Regions from separate parts of the Mus musculus genome. Here region 2 is linked to region 1. A link is a loop called in an ENCODE intact Hi-C map of the cell type or tissue named here. Cell type or tissue: heart. All regions are shown on one strand.

Region 1 (5,000 bases):
CCCGAAGACAAGCTCAGCTGCTCAGCAGGTTGTGGCTTCTTGCCAGGAAGCTGCAGATGTGGCAGGACAATAGACTTCAGGCCAAGTGACCCTACCTCAAAAAAGGAAAGCAGCATCAATAATTGCTTCCAGCCTGGACTCTGTCATTTGGACCCTTGTGTTGAGAGTTATTTGGGGTTATGTGGAAACTAAGAAATTAAACACGCTAGGGAAAATTTGTGTCAGTCATAATTTCAGGATCCTGCAGCGTGCCAGTCACTGGGAGGTAGTTTGTAACCTGGCACTCCTGTATTGTCTTTAGAGGTCACTGAAAATCATTGATCTGAGTGACTACATCCAGTGTAGAGGGGTGACTCATTATAGACAAGGAAGACATGCATAGTCGGCCAGAGGGATGGTCATACCTGTAATCCTTACACTGTCTTGATAGGCGGACGGAGCAGTGGCACTATGACCTCGAGGCCATCCTGGAGTTTATAATGAGTTCTCTGTCAGCCTGTGCTACAGAATAACAAAATAAAATGGACAGAATAAGAAGGAGGACTGGTGAGATGGCTCAGCAGTTAAGAGCTCCGACTGCTCTTCCTAAGGTCCTGAGTTCAAATCCCAGCAACCACATGGTGGCTCACAACCATCTGTAATGAGATCTGACGCCCTCTTCTGGTGTGTCTGAAGACAGCTATAGTGAAATAAATAAATAATTAATTAAAAAACAGCCGGGCATTGGTGGCTCACGCCTTTAATCCCAGCACTCGGGAGGCAGAGGCACGCGGATTTCTGGGTTCGAGGCCAGCCTGGTCTACAGAGTGAGTTCCAGGACAGCCAGGGCTACACAGAGAAACCCTGTCTCAAAAAAAAAAAAAAAAAAAAAAAAAAAAAAGGAGGAAAGGGTAGGATTACAGACCAGAAGTCCTTGTGTATATACCTCATCTTTTCTGATCAAGAAGGGAATTGTGGTGGTGAGTGAGTTACAGAGATATGTTAGAAGAGATGGGCTGTGAGGTACATTAGTAAGTTTGAACAGTGCCTAGAAACAAATAAAAACTTGAACTGGGACAGTGTGTCATTTCGTATAAGTCAGATATATACTATACTGATCCTCTCTCTTTCATTTGATGACCTTAGATCATATTAAAACACCAGGTATAGTAGCCTTTGCCATACAGCTGAAAAGATTGTCCGGAAAATAAGCTAAGAGCTAGCTAATTTTTTTTTTTTTTTTTGATTCATACTTTTGACCTGGTAATCAGAAGCTAGGGGCTGATGAGCCTTATCCTGCATCAAATTCCCAATGCCAGTGACCAATACCTGCATCCTTGTTTTATGTCACCTTGCTTAATACCTTCCTGTTGTCACGGTTAAGAGGTAGAAGGGAGAGTTGGACATTTCTGGGCTTTGTCTGCTCTGCAGTGTCTACAGGATGATCTTCAGATAGAACTTTCAACTCTTCATGGGCTAATAAATTTTGAGTGAGTGATAATATGGTCATTGACTTTCCAGGGCTTTCTGATATCTTTGCAGACCTCTGGGTGAGGCTAAGCCATTCATGCCGCCAATTTTCTCAACATAACCAAGTTGGCCTCTGCCCCACAACTCTACAAGAATCGTCCACATGCTGACCTATCTTCAGAATCCTGAGAAAATTAGAGAGAGACCAAGAGTAGAAACCACAGAGGACATGCCTACTGATATGAATTTCTGCCAGATGCCCCAGCAGTTGGGAGCAGAGGAGCAGGATGGATTGTGTGAGGTGAGGAGAGATGCTCCAAGTTCAACTTTTCCTCGCTAGATTGTAGACACTGGAAGCAGAAGATGGGACTCCTTTTCCTAAGACAACCTTGATTCTCCAGCTAAGAGTGAAATGCAGAGGGCTGAAACCCCAGCCTTTCCTCATCTTTTCATGACACATTCATTGTGCTGCTTTTTAGATTTAGATTTATCTCCCCGTCTATGACTCCCTGGGGAATCCTGTTCCTATTCAGCCCAAAGGACTGGCAGGACAAAAAAGTAGGTGCATCCAAGTCTAGCTTAGTGAAGCAGAGACTTTGTGTGTATATATTAATTATCGTAACAACTGTGAAGTACAACCCTCAGGGGCACGGGGATCTCGAGCAGCTGCATCACCCGTCCCTGTGACAGCCTTCCCCAGCTGTGTGTCCCCTTACACATTTATGTAACATGAAAGATTGGCCTCTAGAACCTCTCCTCCCTCCCTCCAAAAGGGAATGGTTCAGTGCCAAGGTAACAGCTACACAGCATTCTCTTTACCACACACGCAGACAAGTCCCTGAGTCTTTTGGCTTTCTCGCCCAGCTCATAGATACACATTGGCTCCTCAGAGCTGAGTATCTTAATTTAATATATGTTTTTTTATGTGTAGGATGTTTTGCCTGCTTGTATAGCCGTGTACCGAGTGCATACAGTTCTCACAGAGGCCAGAAGAGGGCATCGAATCCCCTGGAACTGGAATTAATAGCCAGTTGTGAACTGCCATGTGGGTGTTGGGAATTGAACCCAGATCTCTGAAAGCCAGTGCTCTTCACTGAACCCTCTCTTTAGTTTTAAGCTGAGTATCTTAAAGTAATAATTTAGATATGTTAGGCTAAATAAAATATGCTATTAAGTTGGTTTCATCTGAGTATAATATGACTGCTAGAAATTTTGAGATGACTTTGTGACTCCCATTGTATTCGCTTTGGAGATCTCTGCTCTAGAGAATGATCGTACTCCAATTTTATTTTATTCTTGCAGTATGCTTCACAGTGATGACAGGCCTGCACTGTCGTATCCTGCCAGGTTCACATCATGCTGGTCATCTCACTGGCTTCAGGTGTCATCATCCCAAAGTCCTACCTTTGTGGAGACTGGGCAGTGCTTCTCTTGTGTAGTTTAGCAGCCATTTTCAAAGAGGGAAGTGCTATAGTAGTAACTGCCCTTCAGAAGGCTGCATCCATGTCTTAGGTGCTTCTAAAGGCAGATCCCTTTACCATCACATTGAGTGGCACACGTTGGATGCTATAAGACCAGCCTTTTACATTTGAAGATCTTCATGTCCCTGCAATTAATTACTTAAGTGACAGTCCGTAGCTCAAAGTTGAAAACTCCACATCCCCTTCACCCACCGCCCTTCACCCTCCACCCACCACCCTTCACCCTCCTTGTGATTGGGATGACAGCTAGTTTGTAGACGTTATGGCTGTCACTGTCCCCTCCTACTCAGAACTCTCTGCCACTCCCTAAGCATGGCTTTCCCTACTGTCCACCTCCATCCTAGTTCCTCCATCCTAGAGTATGCTCGTCCACATCCCAATTCAAACGCCACACTTCCCGTCTAAGGGGCTGTACTCTCATTATCATGACAGCCATTCCCAGGTGTGTGCCTACCTTGCTCTTCCCAACAACTTGCTTTGTATATATTTCTAAAAATATTCTTTATAGCCCCATATGGGTCTTTATATTGCTATTTGGCAAGCCTGAGTGTCTTTCAGAGTAAAAACTCATATAGTGTTGAATCCCAGGGACCCAGCCCAGCTATAGACAAGAATAATGTGGCTTAATAAATTGTCATGCTGTTTAATCTTGGATAGAGAATGAAAAAGGATCCATTTCTGGCCTCCTGGTATGGGGATGATAGTGTTTAATAGATGGCAAGTTATTTTTTTATATATTGTTTTCATCTATGTCCCAAAATACAGTGGGGAAATAGGTGTTTTGTAGAAAGCTTAAAGCATAATATAAGGGGTGAGGGTAACTGAAAACACGTGTTCTGCTTGTCAATGTTAATTTACAATGATTATATTATTACAGAGATTGGTGTCCTTTGATGATGTGACTGTGGACTTCAGCCAGGAGGAGTGGCAGCACCTGGACTCCGCCCAGAGACGCCTGTACCAGGACGTGATGCTGGAGATCTACAGCCACCTCTTGTCAGTGGGTGAGCATGGCTGGCCTGGGGAGCTAAGATCTGGGCCTACTTTCCTTATTTCTCTTTTCCAAACATGGTGGAATATCAAGTCTTTTATGAATTTTTTTCCTTCTTTTGTCTTGATGTTTCACTCCTTTTTGGTTATTTTCATGTGTTGCTTTGTGCTGCCAATAATGAGTTTGACTCAAGGAGCTGTAAGACTGATTTCCCAAGGTTTTTTGTTTTTGTTTTTGTTTTTGTTTTTTTTTCCGAGACAGGGTTTCTCTGTGTAGCCCTGGCTGTCCTGGAACTCACTCTGTAGACCAGGCTGACCTCGAACTCAGAAATCCACCTGCCTCTGCCTCCCAAGTGCTGGGATTGAAGGCGTGTGCCACCGCTGCCTGGCGATTTCCCAAGTTTTATTTTGACTTCTACATACATGCCATGGTATGTATAACACATGCGAGTGCATATATATACTCACACACACACACACATATCCATAATAAATGTGGCGTGTATGTGTATTAAGGTTTCTTGTGTCCATATACCATATGTATGCAGTGCCTGTGGAGACCAGAAGAAGGCATCAGATTCCTTTGAACTGTAGTTACAGTTTAGCTGCCATGTGGATGCTGGGAACCAAATCTAAGTCATCAGCAAGAGCAACAAATGGTCTTTTTTTTTTTTAATTTCTTCTTCTCTCCTATATTACATCCCTACTATAGTCCCCCCTTTCTTCCCTCCCCACCCTCCCGTCCTCCCACCTCCTTAGTTTATCTTAGTTTGTGTTTTATTGCTGTGAAGAGACATCATGACTACAGCAACTCTTTTAAAGGACAACATTTAATTTGGGGCTGGCTTACAGTTTCAGGTTTAGTCCATGATCATCAAGCCAGGAAGCATGACAATATGCAGGCAGACACGGTGCTGGAGGAGCCAAGAGTTCTACATCTTGATCAGAAGACAGCAAGTAGGGGCCATCTTCCTCAGGCAGCCAGGAAAAGACTAGATTCCACACTGGGCAGAGCCTGAGCATAGGAGACCTCAAAGCCCACCTACACAGTTACTCACTTTGTCCAACAAGACCACACCT
Region 2 (5,000 bases), 140 kb before region 1:
CCCAGGCAAGTGGCTGCTGTTGGGGACGTTGAGGTTGCCAGGCAAGAGTGCTTGGGGGGCGGGGGGTGGGGGGGAGGCCTTCTGGCGTGGAAGAGCTTCCTCCTAACGAGAGGTGTGAGCCAGTCGTACCTGTGATGTCCTTGGCAGCTGCCTCCTTGGCATGGGGGTGAAGAAGAGCCTTCAGACTGGAGGGAATTTACTTAATCTCTTGAGCAGCATCCTCACAGTACTGTCTACTACCACCAACTACTGGACCCGACAGCAAGGGGGGCACAGTGGCCTATGGCAGGAGTGTACCCATGGCAAATGCTCCAACATCCCCTGCCAGAGTGAGACCTTCACCTGCCTCTATATCAGACCACACTCCAGAGCCCACCCCTACCCCTAGCTCCAGATGGGCCTTCCATACCAGGCGCAGACCCAGATGTCCTTTACCCAAAGGCTCTTTCTCCCCAGGCCTGCCTTGCTGTCCTCTCCCTACCAAGTCCTCCGTTCCCATAGGAACACCTGTTTCCAAAATGCAGTCAGATGAGCTCTAGATACTCATGGTGTGTGTGTGTGTGTGTGTGTGTGTGTGTGTGTGTGTGTGTGTGTGTGTAGGGGTGAGGATGGCCAGAAGAGCCCAGGGATGTTCTTTCATGGCACCAAGGCGTCTAGCTGATGCTACCCTGTCTCTCCAGACACCGTGGCAGTGTCCGCAGCGTGCATGGTGTTGGCAGCAACCTTCAGTATTGTAGCTTTGGGGATCGGGATAAGGATTCAGTGTCGAGAGGCAGAGTCACGACGTAGCCAGAATACCATTGTCTTACTTTTCCTCAGCGGTGAGAAGGCAGTCACCCCTATGTAGGAGGGGTGGTGGTGGTGCTGGTGGTGGTGGCAATTCTGAAGGAGTTGGGCCGAGAGAGTTTGACTGCCATGGTTAGAAATGGGAGGGGCCAGGGGGCAGCTGACAGTGGGGATGTTTCTGACTCTTTTCTTCTGCTCTTGGGACTCTTCGCCTCCTGTTGCGTTCTCTTGCCCATCCTCCGTGGGCTTTTGCCTTGTCTCCTTGTATCTCTTTTTGTCCTGTTTGACTGTCCTCTCTTGGAGACCTACTCTACTCTGAAGAGGAGGAAGTGTGGGAGGGGAGATGAGGGAAGCTGGGAGACGTTGAGGGAGAGGAAACTGTGGTCGGGATAGATTGTATAAAGGAAGAATCTATTTTTAATAAAAAAAGAAAAGAGGAGGAGCAAGAAGCCCACGAAGGTGAAGCCAAAGGGAAGCTGGGCGTGGTTTGATAAGTCAGAGACAAGGGCAGTTCTGAGGGGTGGGCTTGGGTGCAGCTTCTACCTGGCCACGCTCACCTGACGGGTGGGCGTGGCCCAGGGTTGCTGCTGCTGATTGCCTTGGCCGTATACACTTCAAAGAATGCCTGGAAGCCAGAAGTCTTCTTCTCCTGGTCCTACTTTTTCGGATGGTTGGCTTTACCCTTCTTGTTTATTGCGGGTAACCAGCACGAGGGGAAGAGGGTGGAGACTACCCCTCTAGAGGACTCCCCTCCCCAGAAACTTCCCAGTCACCTATTCTTCCTAGCAAAGTCCACAATAACTTCCAGTGACTTCCCCGCCCCTGCACTCCAAGACACCCGATGGAAACGCCCTTGGAACCCCCATCCCTAGCTCCCAGGCAGGCCAGATCATCCGCCCCATAGCCCACCTTCCTTCCCCGGGCTCTGTACTCCCTTCCTGCCAGGCTTCTGCTTTCTGCTTGCCGACATGATCTTGCAGAGCACCGAAGCCATCAGCGGATTCCCGGTATGCCTATGAATGCGGCCTGCCTGGGGCAGAATAAAGGAATGGCTTTTAGCCTCGCCCCTGCGTGCTTTTCTGCGGAACGTAGAGACAGAAGCTTGGAGACTACAGAGACACGGATAAAGTGGCTTGTAGAGAGTTAAGGAGGTCAGAAGGAATGTGGGAGGGTAGGAACGGAGACTTGAACCCTGTAACGAGGTGTGTACCCTGGGGATTTGCAGATGCGGAAGCAGGGAGAGGGTGTAGGGACAAGCTGACACCGGGTAGTCCTAGCGGATGTAGGCGTAGAAGAAGGGGCGGGGACGAGCGCACCCGGGGAATGCACGGGGAGAGAATATGGGACTCGGGAGAGTCATAAAGCACGCAGTCGCGGGAGGAGGTGGGGATGAGCGGACACGGGAAAATCACAAGGAAGTAAAGTGTAGACGCAAGGATAAGGAGGGAATCTGCAGAAAGAATGCGGCGGCAAGCAAGTGAAGGAAGGCCTTGGGGGCGTAGGAAAAAAGGCACAGGGTGCGCGTGGGAACACAGACATGGGGGCTTGGAGTGCTGAGAAAGGAGGGATCTAGAAGTGAATTGCAGATCTGGGGACAACAGGAGTTACGAGGAGAGCATTAGGATAAATAAGCCCTCAGCAAACTTCACTCCTAGGAATGCCCTTTCCCCTACTTCTGTGCAACGCCCCCTCCACCCAGCGGTCCGCCGTGGACCCCGCCTCTCCCTGAATTCCGCTTCCTATTGGCTTTTTCTGAGTTGTGCGACGGTTGATTGGTCGGTGTTGCGGCGCGCAGGCGCAGAGACAGATACGGGGCGGAGTGTGTGACTATCTGGATTAGGAGCAACCTGACCCGGCCAGTGACTGCTGCAGGAAGATGGCGGAGCTGCGCGCGCTCGTGGCTGTCAAGAGGGTCATCGACTTCGCTGTGAAGGTGACTTTCCCCACCCCGACTAGGTCCCAGCACCCTGAGACCGCAGCTATGAACGTCCAAGAGCAGGAGCGTGCCCCACATAAGAGAACCTTTCAAAAGTCAATTTCTATTGCCCTTTGACCCGACGTCAGTCATACTTGGAGCAAAAATCAAGGGCTGTGAGATTTTGACAATCAGATCCTTCTGAGGTGACGACCCTTTTCCCCTCTCTCTCAGTCCCTTGATAACTGTGGGCTGGAGGAGTCATGGTCCCTATTTAACACGTGGAGAAACTGAGGCACAAAACTGGCACTTAGCAAGAGAGAATCAGAATAGAGAATTCTATGTGGGGCCTGCGGTTTCATCACTCATTACCTTGCAGGCTGCACTGTCTGCTCTAAATGTACAGCCACATGGAGAGCCATCTGGTTCCATGGGACTCAGAAAGCGCCTCACCCATATAGCCATGGGATGCTTGTCGACAGTTTTTTATTTAGGAAGGGAAGGAGACCTGTGCTTGCTGGAGAAGCAAGTTCAAAGGAGCCAGCTTAACTAAGACTTTGGAGTGTCCGTGAGCAGTCTGAGGGCAGCACCCCTGAGGCCCTGGGTTCTCCTCAGAGAGAAGCTGCTGTAGCCAGCATTGAATCAGACTGGGTTCCCAGGCCAGTCTCTCAATGCTTAGCCTAATCTGTACTGAAAAAAAGATGGTGGCAATTCATGTTTGTCTGTCCCCATTGTCCTGTGATCCCCCTTTGTGTCCTTCAAATTTCCTAGCATAAGGAAGATGCACCCAAGAGACCCTCTGAGATAGGTAAAAACGGGCTATATCATTTAATACCACCATCTACGTACCGCAGTTGAGGAATGAGACAAGAAGGATTCAGGAGACAGACTCAGACTTAATGTCCATGACCCAGACAGCACACATGGAAGTCGGCACAAAGCACCAGCAGATATAATTCCTGTACAGAGATTGATCCCTTTGTACAGCTTCTGTACTCTCAATCGAACAGGGTGGTTGAGGAAACCCAGGCCCGTGGAGGCCCTGTTACTTGCCAGATGCCTGCCCCCTGCCCCCAAGCTGGGTAAGCAGCAAGAATCAGGAGTCTGGGCAAGTCTGACTCTCTGCCTGTTTGCTAGAGAGAAAACGGGTTGGCTTGAGGTGGCTTCTAACAGCCTGTGACAGAGATGGTGCTTCCAGGTTTATTGAGATACATGTGGGTTTGTGGGCAACTCAACCACCATTAATTTGTTTGTTTATTTATTTATTTATTTGGGTGTGTGTGTGTTGATGGGAATTAAGCCCATGACCTTCCAAGTGCTAGGCCAGACCAGCACCACTGAGCTATAGCTCCAGTCTTTTTCCATTTTATTTTTAAAATTATTATTATTATTGACAAGGTATTTTTATTATAATTTAAATTTCTAAAATGATTTATTATTTATTTTTATTTTATGTGCATGGATGTTTTGCTTGCATGCATGCATGCGTGAAGGTGTCCAATACCCTGGGGCTAGTGTTTACAGACAGTTGTGAGCTACGATGTCCATAGCATAGGTCCCCTGGAAGTGCTCTTACCCACTGAGCCATCTCTCCAGTCTCCTCTAATTAGGCCTATGTGTGTGGATATGCACATAGAAGAAGTATAGGTGCCCCTGCAAGCTGGAGTAGAGCATTAGCAAACCCTGAAGCCAGTTATAGGTAATCGTGAGCTGCCTGATGGGTGTGTCAGGAACTGAACCTGGGTCCTTTAAAAGAGCACCAAGTGTTCTTAACTACTGAACTATCTCCCCAGCCCCTAGAGACAGTCTTATTTAGTCCAGGTTGGCCTGGAACTCACTAAGAGGTCGAGGATAGCCTTGAACTCCTGATCCTCCTGCCTCTACATCCTGAGTGATGGGATTACAGCTGTCTACTATCACTCCTGGGTCTCTACATCTTATTCTGAGGCGTTTAATTGCCCAGGCTGGCCTCAGACTCTACATCCTCAACCTCTCAACTGGCTTTGATGCTGGGCCTGCAACCCCGTACCCAGTACCCTCACCACCTTGAATGAACTCTAATCCCAGCGCCTCCTAGTGCAAAGCTTGGCCCATGGTCAGCTAGGCTGTGTTCCAGTATGAACCGAGAGCTTAAAGGTGAATACGGCATGGTGTCCTCTTTTCTTAGGGTCATGGCACTTCCCTCTCACACTGTGCAAGCTTCCTACTTCACATCCAGTGTCTGATGATACCCTCTTTGAGAAAGGCAGTGAGTCAGACCTTGCTACCCTGACTCCTGATACCATCTTTTCATCATCTG

What was found. A loop is a pair of places that touch in the nucleus more often than their neighbours do. Peaks named below come from ENCODE experiments on the same cell type or tissue, not always from the same donor. Only the 100,000 strongest peaks of a DNase experiment are listed, where the experiment ranks them.
Region 2: it touches region 1 in a loop (2.7-fold over the local background); 2 of 42 quality-filtered maps call a loop at or near these places.

The regions. Positions count from the first base shown.
Region 1 is chr7:43,582,547-43,587,546 of GRCm38, forward strand. It overlaps Zfp719 (zinc finger protein 719), which reads left to right. Exons shown (of 4, transcript NM_172482.1): 2 at 1,522-1,750; 3 at 3,808-3,934. The coding sequence starts at 1,613. Among named protein-coding and RNA genes, the nearest start is that of Zfp719, 5.5 kb to the left of the region's middle. In heart, a CTCF peak has its summit at 2,435 (motif pointing right); no DNase peak of the experiment used is centred here.
Region 2 is chr7:43,441,486-43,446,485 of GRCm38, forward strand. Cldnd2 (claudin domain containing 2) reads left to right here. Exons shown (of 5, transcript NM_028849.1): 2 at 148-329; 3 at 681-821; 4 at 1,366-1,485; 5 at 1,732-1,835. The coding sequence starts at 161. The coding sequence ends at 1,805. Etfb (electron transferring flavoprotein, beta polypeptide) reads left to right here and starts at 2,587. Exons shown (of 6, transcript NM_026695.3): 1 at 2,587-2,719. The coding sequence starts at 2,663. In heart, no CTCF peak of the experiment used is centred here; DNase peaks (open chromatin) are centred at 350, 1,417, 2,076 and 2,576; H3K4me3 peaks cover 2,731 bases; H3K27ac peaks cover 3,030 bases.